Linked DNA regions of Homo sapiens: region 2 is linked to region 1. Evidence: read pairs that join two places in POLR2A ChIA-PET (ENCODE). Cell type or tissue: GM12878. All regions are shown on one strand. Links, peaks and the distances in the headings refer to the core of each region. The heading gives the core; the rest is flanking DNA.

The links. Peaks named below come from ENCODE experiments on the same cell type or tissue, not always from the same donor. Only the 100,000 strongest peaks of a DNase experiment are listed, where the experiment ranks them.
Region 2: POLR2A ChIA-PET joins it to region 1 with 6 read pairs; 15 of 35 experiments call an interaction of 5 or more read pairs at or near these places.

Annotation. Positions count from the first base shown.
Region 1 is chr9:6,416,195-6,421,194 of GRCh38, forward strand. UHRF2 (ubiquitin like with PHD and ring finger domains 2) reads left to right here. Exons shown (of 16, transcript NM_152896.3): 2 at 4,718-4,948. Among named protein-coding and RNA genes, the nearest start is that of UHRF2, 5.5 kb to the left of the region's middle. In GM12878, for the core only: no CTCF peak of the experiment used is centred there; DNase peaks (open chromatin) are centred at 1,243, 1,487, 1,635 and 2,776; H3K4me3 peaks cover 2,853 bases; H3K27ac peaks cover 2,036 bases.
Region 2 is chr9:6,685,745-6,693,496 of GRCh38, forward strand. No RefSeq gene overlaps it. Among named protein-coding and RNA genes, the nearest start is that of LINC02851, 15 kb to the right of the region's middle. RefSeq lists an enhancer at 5,716-6,326. In GM12878, for the core only: no CTCF peak of the experiment used is centred there; a DNase peak (open chromatin) is centred at 4,324; H3K4me3 peaks cover 878 bases; H3K27ac peaks cover 2,397 bases.

The sequences.
Region 1 (5,000 bases), core at 1-5,000:
CTGGGACTACAGGCGTGCGCCACCACTCCCGGCAAATTTTTTGTATTTTAGTAGAGACGAGGTTTCACCATTTTGGACACGATGGTCTCTATCTAGGACAGGACCTCAGGTGATGCGCCCACCTCGGCTTCCCAAAGTGCTGGGATTACAGGCGTAAGCTACCGTGCCCAGCCTTGACTCCACATTTGAGGGTCAAAATGGAGACCTGCAATTCAGGGCTATAAGTTTTGGTTAGAGTAGGATAACATGCTGTGAACATTCTTATCTGGGAAGTTGAGTTTGAGGCACGCGGGGGATTGGGTCTTTTTAAGGAAGAGATTATGTTGGTGGATCTCTAAATCTTTTTTTTTTTTTTTTTTTTTTTTTGAGACGGAGTCTCGTTCTGTCGCCCAGGCGGGAGTGCTGTGGCGCGATCTCCGCTCACTGCAAGCTCCGCCTTCCGGGTTCACGCCATTCTGCCTCAGCCTCCCGAGTAGCTGGGACTACAGGCGCCCGCCACTGCGCCCGGCTGATTTTTTGTATTTTTAGTAGAGACGGGGTTTCACCGTGGTCTCGATCTCCTGACCTCGTGATCCGCCCGCCTCGGCCTCCCAAAGTGCTGGGATTACAGGCGTGAGCCACCGCGCCCGGCCTAAATCTTTTGAGAATCCAGAGCTTTTCCTATTTTAAAGGATTCTCTCTCGTCATTCTTTCACTCCTTACCACTATAGAGGTGGTCTTAAAATAGATAACAATGTGGGGCATGAACTATAGTTGAAGAAAAAAGTTGCCTCTCCCACTTGGTTTTCACACAGAATATAAAAGTACTTGCCTATTTAAAGGAATATCTATGTATATATTATATATGATGTATATAACATATATAATACACACATATATAATATGTGATGGATACGTGAAAGTTGTTTTGCCCTTCACTGGCATCCCTAGTCAGTAGTTGCTTGGGAATGACTTCCCACTGCCCTCTCAGCCACTTCCACTTGGCATTTGCTTTCTAGTATTCCCTTGCATCATTGTTGCAGTTCCTCTTGTTACCTGGAGTTTCTTCTTTCAACTCAGTAAAATTTCAAGAGTGGTCTGACAAAAAATCCTAACCATTTTTGCTTCTTAAGTATTGTAAATACTGCATCTCCATCTTCGAGTATGGCAGTTCTCAAACATTTGCTTTTGAGACATTGATGGACCTAAGTTACATGCTTCTGACTCACAGATGTTTGTGATTTCTAAATGACCGCTTCCTTTTTTCCCTACTTAGAGCTTAATTTGAGTGTCAGAGATAACTTTCAATCTTCACTTTCATTAAATGTGGAAGAACTTCGGTACTTTTCAAGTAAATCATCTCAACACTTCACAGCTCTTCATAATATGTGAAGCTTTGTGGAATAAAGTTGTGTGGAACTTGTTATTGCGGTAGATAAATGGTCACTATTGTAGGAAGACTGGAGGAGTACCTATGAATTAGCGAAGGAGTGGATAATCTGGGTTTAAAAAGCCTGTCATAGCAAGCATGAGGAAAGGTGGTTATATGTTACTGTGGATGTAACTTATAGGGTCTCATGCCGTGATATGCTTAGACATGGTGCTCTTACGACATTTTTTCCTGTCAAATCAAATTTTAAAAAGCACCAGTTGAAACAGTTTGTATTTACTCCTGACCGTCATTTAGTAGAAACTAACCAGGAGCTGACTGTAGAAATACCCTCAACGTCACTCTGACTCTGGTCCCTCAAACCTAAGTGGAAAAATGTTCTTTCAATTTCCAGCAGTTTTATCACTTTAACTGCTATCTTCATTTTTGGAAATATGCTACTAGTTAATTTGCATGTTTTATACTGTTAGTTTTTTTTAATTATCTTTAAGCACTTTCATTTAAAAATAGTCATAATGTTTGTCAGTTGTATGTTACGCTTTTTCAGCTCCTCCAGAATTAGTAAGGTATTTTGTTTTGGGTTTTTTTGTGGGGGTGTTGGAGAATGTCAAAATGATGGTGTGAATGCAGTGTTTGCTCCTTGAGTTTTTTGGGGTTTTTTTCCCTCCACGGGAGTTCAAGACTAGAGGATGTTCCTTTTTTTTTTTTTTTTTTTAAATCAAGGAAGCAATATTCCCATCCCTATCCTTATCAGGGCTTACTTGCTTACTGACTTGGAATACTACTTTGGCTTATTTAGAGTAAGCATGGTAACTTGTGAGGTAGTACATAATTTAATTCCCTGACTGGGAAACTTGTGAAATTCTTGATCCCTTGTTCTACTTGACAAATGTGAATACCTGTAGTGTTTGAGATTGTGCTTGTTGGGTTCTTGGACCACCTGAGTTCAAATTACTGATCTAGTAGATTAAAAGTTTTAAATTCAGGACATACTTTTATTTCCATTTGGTTGACTTCTCAAATATGATGTTACTGTGTTAGAGTTGTGAATGTTGAAAAGTAATACATATGAAGAGTAGAAAATGAGCAATTTAAAAATTGATTATGTTTCTGGGAAAGTGATAGTTGTGGCCTGAAAGGAGTTTAGTTTTCTTGTTTCACTGTATCATAGTGAAATTGCCAACTGAACTTTATAAAGAAACAAAATGGAGACTTAATTTCCTAGGGCTGTTGTACTAATGTACCAAAACCTGGGTGGCTTAAAACAATAGAAATTTACTGTCTCACAGTTCTAGAGGTCTAGCAAGGTGTCAGCAGGGCCGTCCTCTGATAGCTCTAGGGGGAGAACCCTTTACACTTTGCCGGAAATTTTCTTTCTTGGCTTATATTAGGTACATCACTCCAGTCACATGGCTGCCTTTTTCCTGTGTCTTCACATTGTCTTCCGGCTGCATCTTTCCAAATGTCCCCTTATTATGAGGACACTAGCCATATTGGATTAGGGCCCTAATGACTTTGTTTTAACTTAATTACCTCTCTAAAGACCCTATCTCAAAATGAAGTCACATTCTGAGGTACTGGGGGTTAGGACTTTAACAAAAAAATTTTGGCAGGGACGCAACTTAGCTCGTAACAGTAGGTTTTACATTTCTTTTGTTAAATTTATTTTCTGATTACCTCTTTAAAAGACTGTTTCCAAATAAGGTCACATTCTCAAGTACCATGGATTAGGATTTCAACCCATAACCCTTACCAAAATATGGGTGGGTTGCAAATAATTTATTCACTATTCTTCCTGGAAGACTTCTTGATAAAACTTGATAATTGCAGATCGATAGAATTAGAGAACTTCAGGCAAGTGGAGTAACATGAGCAAGAATTAGAATTATCCCTTCTTGTTTTTTTTTCTGCTTGACTTAAAAAATAAAAACCTACTGATAATGCTTTAGAAAGATAACATATTTGACTTAATGTGTTTTTTAAAAAAGTGAAACACTGAGCTGATGACTTAATGTCTTTATGAAAAATAAGGTCATAAAACAACTTTGAAAATTCACATTTCTTGAAGTTGATTCAAGCACTGATTAAACATAAAACTTGAGAAATTAAATCTAGTTTAGAGTTTTTCTGTGTAGGTCATAAGGTCACAGCCACAATGAAACATTTTGGGATTTATTTATTTATTTGTTTATTTTGAGACAGGGTCTCACTCTGTTGCCCAGACTTGAGTGCAATAGCATGATCATGGCTTACTGTAGCCATGACCTCCTGGGCTAAAGTGATCTCCCACCTCAGCCTCCTGAGTAGCTGGGACCACAGGCATGTACAATCACACCCGGCTACGTTTTTTTATTTATTTATTTATTTTTATTTTTTGTAGAGATGGGGTTACCCATACTGGTCTGGAGCTCCTGGGCTCAAGTGATCCTCCCACCTTGACTTCCCAAAATGTTGGGATTACAGATGTGAGGCCCGGAGCCCAGCCTCCCCCGCCACCTTTTTTTTTTTCTTTTTTGACAGTCTCCCTCTGTTGCCCAGGTTGGAGTGCAGTGGCGCAATTTCAGCTCACTGCAACCTCCACCTCTGGAGTTCAAGAGATTCTCTTGCCTCTGCCTCCTGAGTAGTGGGATTACAGGTGCGTACCACCACGCCCAGCTAATACTTTGTATTTCTAGTAGAGACGGGGTTTCACCATGTTGGTCAGCCTGGTCTCAAACTCCTGACCTCGTCATCTGCTCTTTTCGGCCTCCCAAAGTACTGAGATTACAGGCGTGAGCCACCGCGCCCGGCCCATTTTTTTTGTTTTAATGGCTAGCAGTGTTCTCTGTAGTGAATATGGAGTAATTATTAAGAATTTATGGCCGGGTGCGGTGCTCACGCTGTAATCCCAGCACTTTGGGAGGTCGAGGTGGGTGGATCACGAGGTCAGGAGATCAAGACCATCCTGGCAAACACGGTGAAACCCCGTCTCTACTAAAAATACAAAAAAAAATTAGCCGGGCATGATGACGGGCACCTGTAGTCCCAGCTACTTCAGGGAGGCTGAGGCAGGAGAATGGTGTGAACCCGGGAGGAGGCGCTTGCAGTGAGCCAAGATCGTGCCACTGCCCTCCAGCCTGGGCGACAGAGTGAGACACCGTCTCAAAAAAAAAAAAAAAGAGAGAGAGAGAATGTATTGGGGTCCAGAGAAGACACTGACATCAGAGGCCATTAAGTATTAAGAATGGTTTTAAAATCTCTAAACTGTAGTGCTATGGATTTTAAGTTTGGCTAGGACATTTGAGCAACTAAAAATGTAGTAAGATACATTTTAGAGAAGCATTTCACTATTCTTTCTTTATTTTCTAGTTGGAAAATGGATATACCTTATTTGATTATGATGTTGGACTGAATGATATAATTCAGCTGCTAGTTCGCCCAGACCCTGATCATCTTCCTGGCACATCTACACAGATTGAGGCTAAACCCTGTTCTAATAGTCCACCTAAAGTAAAGAAAGCTCCGAGGGTAGGACCTTCCAATCAGCCATCTACATCAGCTCGTGCCCGTCTTATTGATCCTGGCTTTGGAATATATAAGGTATGTTGTTTTCTTCAGACTTACTGTTGTGAGAATACAAATAAATTTATTT
Region 2 (7,752 bases), core at 1,929-6,928, 270 kb after region 1:
TGCTCTGTTGCCAGGCTGGAGTGCAGTGGTGCTATCTTGGCTCACTGCAACCTCCACCTCCCAGGTACAAGCGATTCTGCTGCCTCAGCCTTCTGAGTAGCTGGGATTATAGGCGCGCGCCACGACACCCAGCTAATTTTTGTATTTTTAGTAGAGACGAGGTTTCACCATGTTGGCCAGGATGGTCTCAATCTCTTGACCTCATGATCCGCCTGCCTTGGCATCCCAAAGTGCTGAGATTACAGCCATATATTTATTATTATTATTATTATTATTATTATTTTGAGACAGGTTCTTGCTCTGTCACCCAGCCTGGAGTGCAGTGGCATGATCTTGGCTCACTGCAACCTCTGCCTCCTGGGATCAAGCAATTCTCTTGCTTTAGCCTCCCGAGTAGCTGGGATTACAGGCACACAACACCACACCTGCCTAATTCTTCTACGTTTTGTAGAGATGGAGTCTCGCCATGTTGCCCAGCCTGGTCTTGAATTCCTGGCTTCAAGTGATCCTCTAGCCTCAGCCTCCCAAATTGCTGGGATTACAAGGATGAGCCAATGCACCCAGCCTGTGTTTATTCTTTTAAATGATAGTAAAGTACAATAGAGGGAGAGAATTGCAGGTTATATTTTTTGTTTGTTTCTCTGTTTTTTATTTAATGTCTCCCCAGAAACCTCCATAGGTGCTTCACTTTCTAGTTTAGTTCCTGCTAATTTTAATAGCTCAAATGTTACCCTATCAGGGGTGTCAGTGGGAGAGCCCTGCGGAAGTGGAGTTCCCTGAGGAGGAAAGTTTCTACATTCAGAAAAGACTTGGCTTGGGTTTTGTCGGGAGGTAAAAATGGGTCAGTGACTCAGAAAAGCTTGCCTAAAAGCTGACATCTAGTGTTCATTTCTGAAAATATGTCCTGACATACTAACCCTGAGATTTTCTATCCCAAGAACTGTTTTTATTGATTTTATTGTTACGCACCAGATTTCAAGACCATTTGACTACCCAAAGAAACACAACTTAGAAAATAATTATGGTTTTCACTTTGTTTTAATCACAATACATATAATACTGCCAAAACAGGACTTTGGATCAACAGACATAATAGCAATTATTATTATTTTATTTTACTTATTATTATTATTTTTGAGACGGAGTGTCACTCTATTGCCCAAGCTGGAGTGCAGTGGCAGGATCTTGGCTGACTGCAACCTCCGCCTCTCGGGTTCAAGCGATTCTCCTGCCTCAGCCTCCCAGGTAGCTGGGATTACAGGCATGCGCCACCAGGCCTGGCTAAGTTTGTATTTTTAGTAGAGATGGGGTTTCACCATGTTGGCCAGGCTGGTCTCGAACTCCTGACCTCAGGTGATTCACCTGCCTCGGCCTCCCAAAGTGCTGGGATTACAGGCGTGAGCCACTGCACCTGGCCAGCAATTATTTTATTTATTTGAGATAGAATCTCACTTTGTTGCCCAGGTCTGACTTTGCAGTGGCACAAGCATGGCTCACCACAGTCTAGATCTCCTGGGCTCAAGCAGTCCTCCCGCCTCAGCCTCCCTAGTAGCTGATACCATAGGCCTGCACCATCGTGGCCAGCTTTTAAAATTTATTTTTGTAGAGACAGGGTCTCACTGTGCTGCCCAGGCTGGTCTCAAATTCCCAAACTCAAAGGATCGTCCTGCCTCAGCCACCTAAAGTGCTGGGATTACAAGCATGTGCCACCTTGCCTGACTCCAGTTGATTTTTCATTTTTATTTTTATTTTATGTTTTGGGAAGGGTCTTGCTTTGTTGCCCAGGGTGGAGTGCACTTGTGCAATCTCAGCTCCCCGCAGCCTTGACCTCCTGGGCCCGGGCAATCCTCCCACCTCAACCTCCCAAATAGCTGGGACTACAGGTACATGCCACCATGCTGGCTAATTTTTAATTTTCTGTAAAAACAGGAGTCTCACAGCCCAGCATGGTGGCTCACGCCTGTAATCCTAGTACTTTGGGAGGCTAGGGCAGGAGGACCACTTGAGACCAGCCTGGGCAACAGAGTGGGACCCCTCTCTCTTTTTAAAATTATTTTTTATCTTTTTTTTTTTTTTTTTTTTAAACAGGGTCTTGTTCTGTCACCCAGGCTGGAGTGCAGTGGTGTGATCTCAGCTCAGTGCAGCCTCAACTGCCAGGGCTCAAGTGATCCTCCCAACTCAGCCTCCCGCATAGCTGGGACTACAGGTGTGTGCCGCCATGCCTGGCTAATTTTTAATTTTTTTTGTAGGGATGGAGTTTCACCATGTTGCCCAGTCTGGTCTGGAACTCCTGGGCTCAAGCTATCCACCCATCTCAGTCTCCTAAAGTGCTGGGACTACAGGCGTGAGCAACTGCACCTGGCTGATCCATCATTTTTAATAGTGAGATATTTGAAATTTACTCTTCTAGTTATTTTGAAAGAGAAACTATGGCTGGGCATGATGGCTTATGCCTACAATCCCGCGCTTTGGGAGGCCAAGGCGGGTGGATCATCTGAGGTCAGGAGTTCTAGACCAGCCTGGCCAACATAGTGAAACCCCTTCTCTACTAAAAATACAAAAATTAGCCGGGCGTGGTGGCGGGCGCCTGTAATCCCAGCTACTTGGGGGGGCCGAGGCAGGAGAATCGCTTGAAGCTGGGAGGCGGGAGGTTGCAGTGAGCCGAGATCACGCCACTGCACTCCAGCCTGGGTGACAGAGTGAGACTCCATCTCAGAAAAAAAAAAAAAAGAGAAACTACATCGTTATTATTATTTTGTTGTTGTTGTTGGTTTTGGCCAAACTTTTTATTTAGTATGCTGTAGTTGTTTAACACACACTTAAATGGTCTTATTGGGGGAGGGGAAAGGAGAGGTTCCTGCAGATTCCCAAACAAATGTCAGAAAGGCAAAATAGCCAGCATTCTCCATTTGCTTTTTTGGGTTTACTGGGTGAATAGCACTTCCCTTACATAGGCATCTGATTTCAGGTTTTTCATACTGAGAACATTGAGATTTCAGCTGGAAGACACCCTGAAATCTTCTGAGTAGCATACCTCAACCACCCTCTAATAACTGACTTGTTTGTATAGGCAGAACGATTCATCTCTCCATTTTAGATGGCTAGATAAAACTACATCATTATTGATTATAGTCACTCTATTGTGCAGTAAATCTCAAAGCCTTCTATCTGAAATTTTGCACCCTTTGATTAACAATTCCCCATTCTCCTCGTCTCCACTCTCCCCAGCCTCTGGTAGCCATCATTCTACTATCTGCTGCTATGAATTTGACATGTTTGGATTCCACATATAAGTGAGATCATGTAGTATTTGTCTTTCTATACCTGGCTTATTTCACTTAGCATAATGTTTTCCAGATTCATCCATCTTGTCACAAATGATGGTATTTACCTACATTTTTGTTTTTGGAGACAGGGTCTCACTTTGTTGTCCAGGTTGGAGTGCAGTGGTACAAACACAGCTCACTGCAACCTCAACCTTGACCAGGCTCAAGTGATCCTCTCACCTCAGCCCCCCAAGTAGCTGGGACTACAGGCGTGAACCACCACACCCTGCTAATTTTTTTTTGTTTTTGATACGGAGCCTCACTCTGTCACCAGGATGGAGTACAGTGGTGCCATCTTGTCTCACTGCAACCTCTGCCTCCCAGGTTCAAGCAATTCTCCTGCCTCAGCCTCCTGAGTAGCTGGGATTACAGGTGCACACCACCACGGTCAGCTAATTTTTGTATTTTTAGTAGAGACAGGGTTTAACCATGTTGGCCAGGATGGTCTCAATCTCTTGCCCTCGTGATCCTCCCGCCTCAGCCTCCCAAAGTGCTGGGATTACAGGCATGAACCACCGTGCCCGGCCTGGACTTTTTTCTTTTTTTTGAGACAGGGTCTCACTATGTTGCTCAGGCTGGAGTGCAGTGGCGCAGTCTCAGCTCACCGCAACCTCTGCCTCCCAGGTTCAAGCGATTCTCCTGTTTCAGTCTCCCAAGAAGCTTGGGATTACAGGTGCCTGCCACCATGCCCAGTTAATTTTTGTATTTTTAGTAGAGACAGGGTTTCACCACATTGGCCAGGCTGGTCTTGAACTCCTGACCTCAGGTGATCTGCCTGCCTCAGCCTTCCAAAGTGCTGGGATTACATGCTTGAGCCAACGCGCCTAGCCAAAAAGGACTTCTATAGGAAGGACAAATAGGTTTCTCTAAAAAAGACAAATGTGTTTTTAGAAGAACAAATGGGAGACATGCAAACATTATCACAAACCAAACTTTCTTATATAGGTGTGAGTGGTCTTTTTCAGGTTCATAAAACTGCCAGAGAGGGGATTTATGGTAGGTTTATTCTGGGTCTCTCCCCTGGGAGTAGAAGCCACCCCAAACAGGAAATTTATGTCCGTCCTCATTTCTCAGAAGTTTCTACTTTTAATCAAATAAGGGAAGTCCCAAGGAAGCTTCTTTCTGCATCTGTTCCATCTCAAATGTCTTCAGCTTAAAATAATCTTTATACTAACTCCAGTGTTCTGAGTGGGACCCCACAATTGTATATTTAATCACCTTGTGAAACTTGACAAGTATTTAACCCAACATTTTCTGATTTGGAATATTTTAGAGAATGTGATTCATTAATAAATCATTTATCAAAAAAAGAGATCATTGGTTTGACAGTGCTGGGCTTACAGGCATGGGCCACCATGCCCGGCCAGCAGTATGTATTTTAGTTGACTGGCAAACAGACAATTGTTCCCTTTTTTCCTTTTTTAAATTTCAAGCCTTGTCACTGTGTCATAAGACAATTGTTCATGATGTCATAAATGTAATTTTTACTTCAATAAACTATAATACACTTGTAACATTCCAGGCTCTTTTTATTGTGTGTGTGTGTGTGTGTTCTTTTTTAAATTTTTAATTATTGGCTGGGCACAGTGTCTCATGCCTGTAATCCTAGCACTTTGGGACGCCAAAGCAGGTGAATCACTTGAGGTCAGGAGTTCAAGACCAGCCTGGGCAACATGGTGAAACCGCGTCTCTACTAAAAATACAAAAATTAGCTGGGTGTGGTGACACACATTTGTAATTGCAGCTACTCAGGAGGCTGAGGAATGAGAATCACTTGAACCCGGGAGATGGAGGTTTCAGTGAGCCGAAATCGCACCAGTGCACACCGGTCTAGGTGACAGAATGAGAATCTGTCTCAAAATAAAAAAAAATGGTTTTCAGGCCTTTCTTTTTTTTGTTAGAGACAGGATTTCACTCTGTCTCCCAGACTGGAGTGCAGTGACACAATCATAGTTCACTGCAGCCTTGAGCTGTTGGGCTCAGGGAATCCTGCCTCAGCCTCTTGAGTGGCTGGGACTACAAGCATGCCACGATGCCTAGCTATTTTTATTTATTTTTTATTTTTATTTATTTATTTTTGAAACAGAGTCTTGCTTTGTCACCCAGGCTGGAATGCAGTGGTGCGATCTGGCTCACTGCAACCTCCGCCTCCTGGGTTCAAGCAATTCTCCTGCCTCAGCCTCCTGAGTAGCTGGGACTACAGGCGTGCACCACCACACCCAGCTAATTTTTGTATTTTTAGTAGAAACGGGGTTTCACCATGTTAGCCAGGCTGGTCTCGAACTCTTGACCTCAGGTAATCCATCTGCCTCGGCCTCCCAAATTGCTGGGATTACAGGCGGTAGTCACCATGTCTGGCCAATTTTTAAAAAGATTTTACAGAGACAGAGTCTTGCTATGTTGCCCAGGCTGGTCTTGAACTCCTGGCCTCAAGCGATCCTCCCACCTGGGCCTCCCAAAATCCTGGGATTATGGGCATGACCCACCCCAACCATCCTGGTTTTTAGGCCTTTGTAACTAAATAATTTATTCACTCAAGTGACAACTCTCTGCTTCCATAGCAAAATACAAAGATTTATGAAAGATTTTTCCAGATAAAATCATTTAACTTTAGGCCAGGCGTGATGGCCCATGCTGTAATCCCAGCACTTTGAGAGGCTGAGTGGGTCAATCACATGAGGTCAGGAGTTCGAGACCAGCCTGGCCAACATGGTGAGACTCTGTCTCATTGTTCCTTAGAAATCCAAGAGTAGGCTGAGCGTGGTGGTTCAGGCCTGTAATCCCATAACTTTGGGAGGCCGAGGTGGGTGGATCACCTTGGGTCAGAAGTTCGAGACCAGCCTGGTCAACATGGTGAAATCCCGTCTCTACTAAAAGTACAAAAATTAGCAGGGCATGGTGGTGGGTGCCTGTAATCCCAGCTATTCAGGAGGCTGAGGCAGGAGAATCGATTAAACCTGGGAGGCGGAGGTTGCAGTGAGCCGAGATCATGCCATCGTACTCCAGCCTGGGTGACAAGAGTGAAACTCCATCTCAAAAAAAACAAAAAACAAAAAAAATTAAGAGGAGCTTCTGTTACAATAACTGTTTTAGTCAAAAAATCAGGTGAAAACAGAACTCAGTCAACTGAGAAGCAAAAAAAAGACAAGGTCTCAGGAGAGAAAAACAAACAAAAAACAAAAACACAAAGGCCTTTCAAATACGAACATGCACACATGCACACATACACACACACATCTTGGATGTTAACTTTTTAATTAAGCTGACTTTTAACCATTAAGCTCATTTTTAAAAAAATTTTTTTATCTTTTTTTTTTTGAGACGGAGTCTCTCTCTGTCGCCCAGGCTGGAGTGCAATGGTGTGATCTTGGCTTACTGCAACCTCTGCCTTCCGTGTTCAAGTAATTCTCCTGCCTCAGCCTCCTGAGTAGCTGGGATTACAGGCACGCACCACCACGCCCGGCTAATTTTTTTATTTTTCGTAGTGACAGGGTTTCACCATGTTAGGCTGGTCTTGAACTCCAGACCTCGTGATCCACTTGCCTCAGCCTCCCCACCTGCTGGGATTACAGGTGTGAGCCACTGTGCCCAGCCTTTTTAAAATCTTATTACCATATTTCAGCTAAGACAAAATGCTGTTATTTCAGAAATACAGGCATTGCTCTTTCAGTTTGGTCTGGCTGGCAAAAAGGTGGCCTTGTTATGTAAATAGAGCCCCTTTAGTAGTTAAAATTTAAAATCTTTTCTTTTCTCTTATATTTTCCCTCTTGTTGGCTGTTTTCCTCCCACTTCAGAGGCCTTGTTCCCAGTAATTTAGGGTTCCCCTTCTGATTTGACCAAGACAGAAACAAAACAGTTAAGCACAACTATTTCTGAGCGCCCTAAGTGTAAGCAGAAGTTAACACCAGCTGGTTGTTCATGCTAATTTTAGTCATTTAAAAGAATTTGCAAGACAGAATCCCAAACCAGTTTCTTACCTAGTGACGGGGCCAAGCCGGAGATCGCTCTCCACTGATGCAGAAGCAGATGAATTCGCCTTCCTTGGTGGAAGCGAATGGAAAAACTCCCACAAAAAGGGAGTTTTGTTTTTTTTAAAAAAAACAGCAAATAAACCTCAGACCCCCAGCTGAAAAATGCTGGAAGATCAGAGATTCTCGGAGGAAAGAGGTCCTGGACTTTGGCAAATTGTCTTGTCGGTTTGGGCTGTAAGGTGTCCAAGCCAACACCAAGCACCAAGAGGCGAACTGCTGCAGGCTGGGCCACTTTCATCTAGGATCCCTTCCTGATTACCAGATGTCAGTCGAGAAAAATGATGAGACAAGTCTCAATCATTTTAGGAGATGTATTTGTCAAAGTTAAGAAAGCGCACAGGAGACAGGTCTATGCTTTCTCCGAAGATGATTTTGAGGGTTCCAAATTTAAAGGG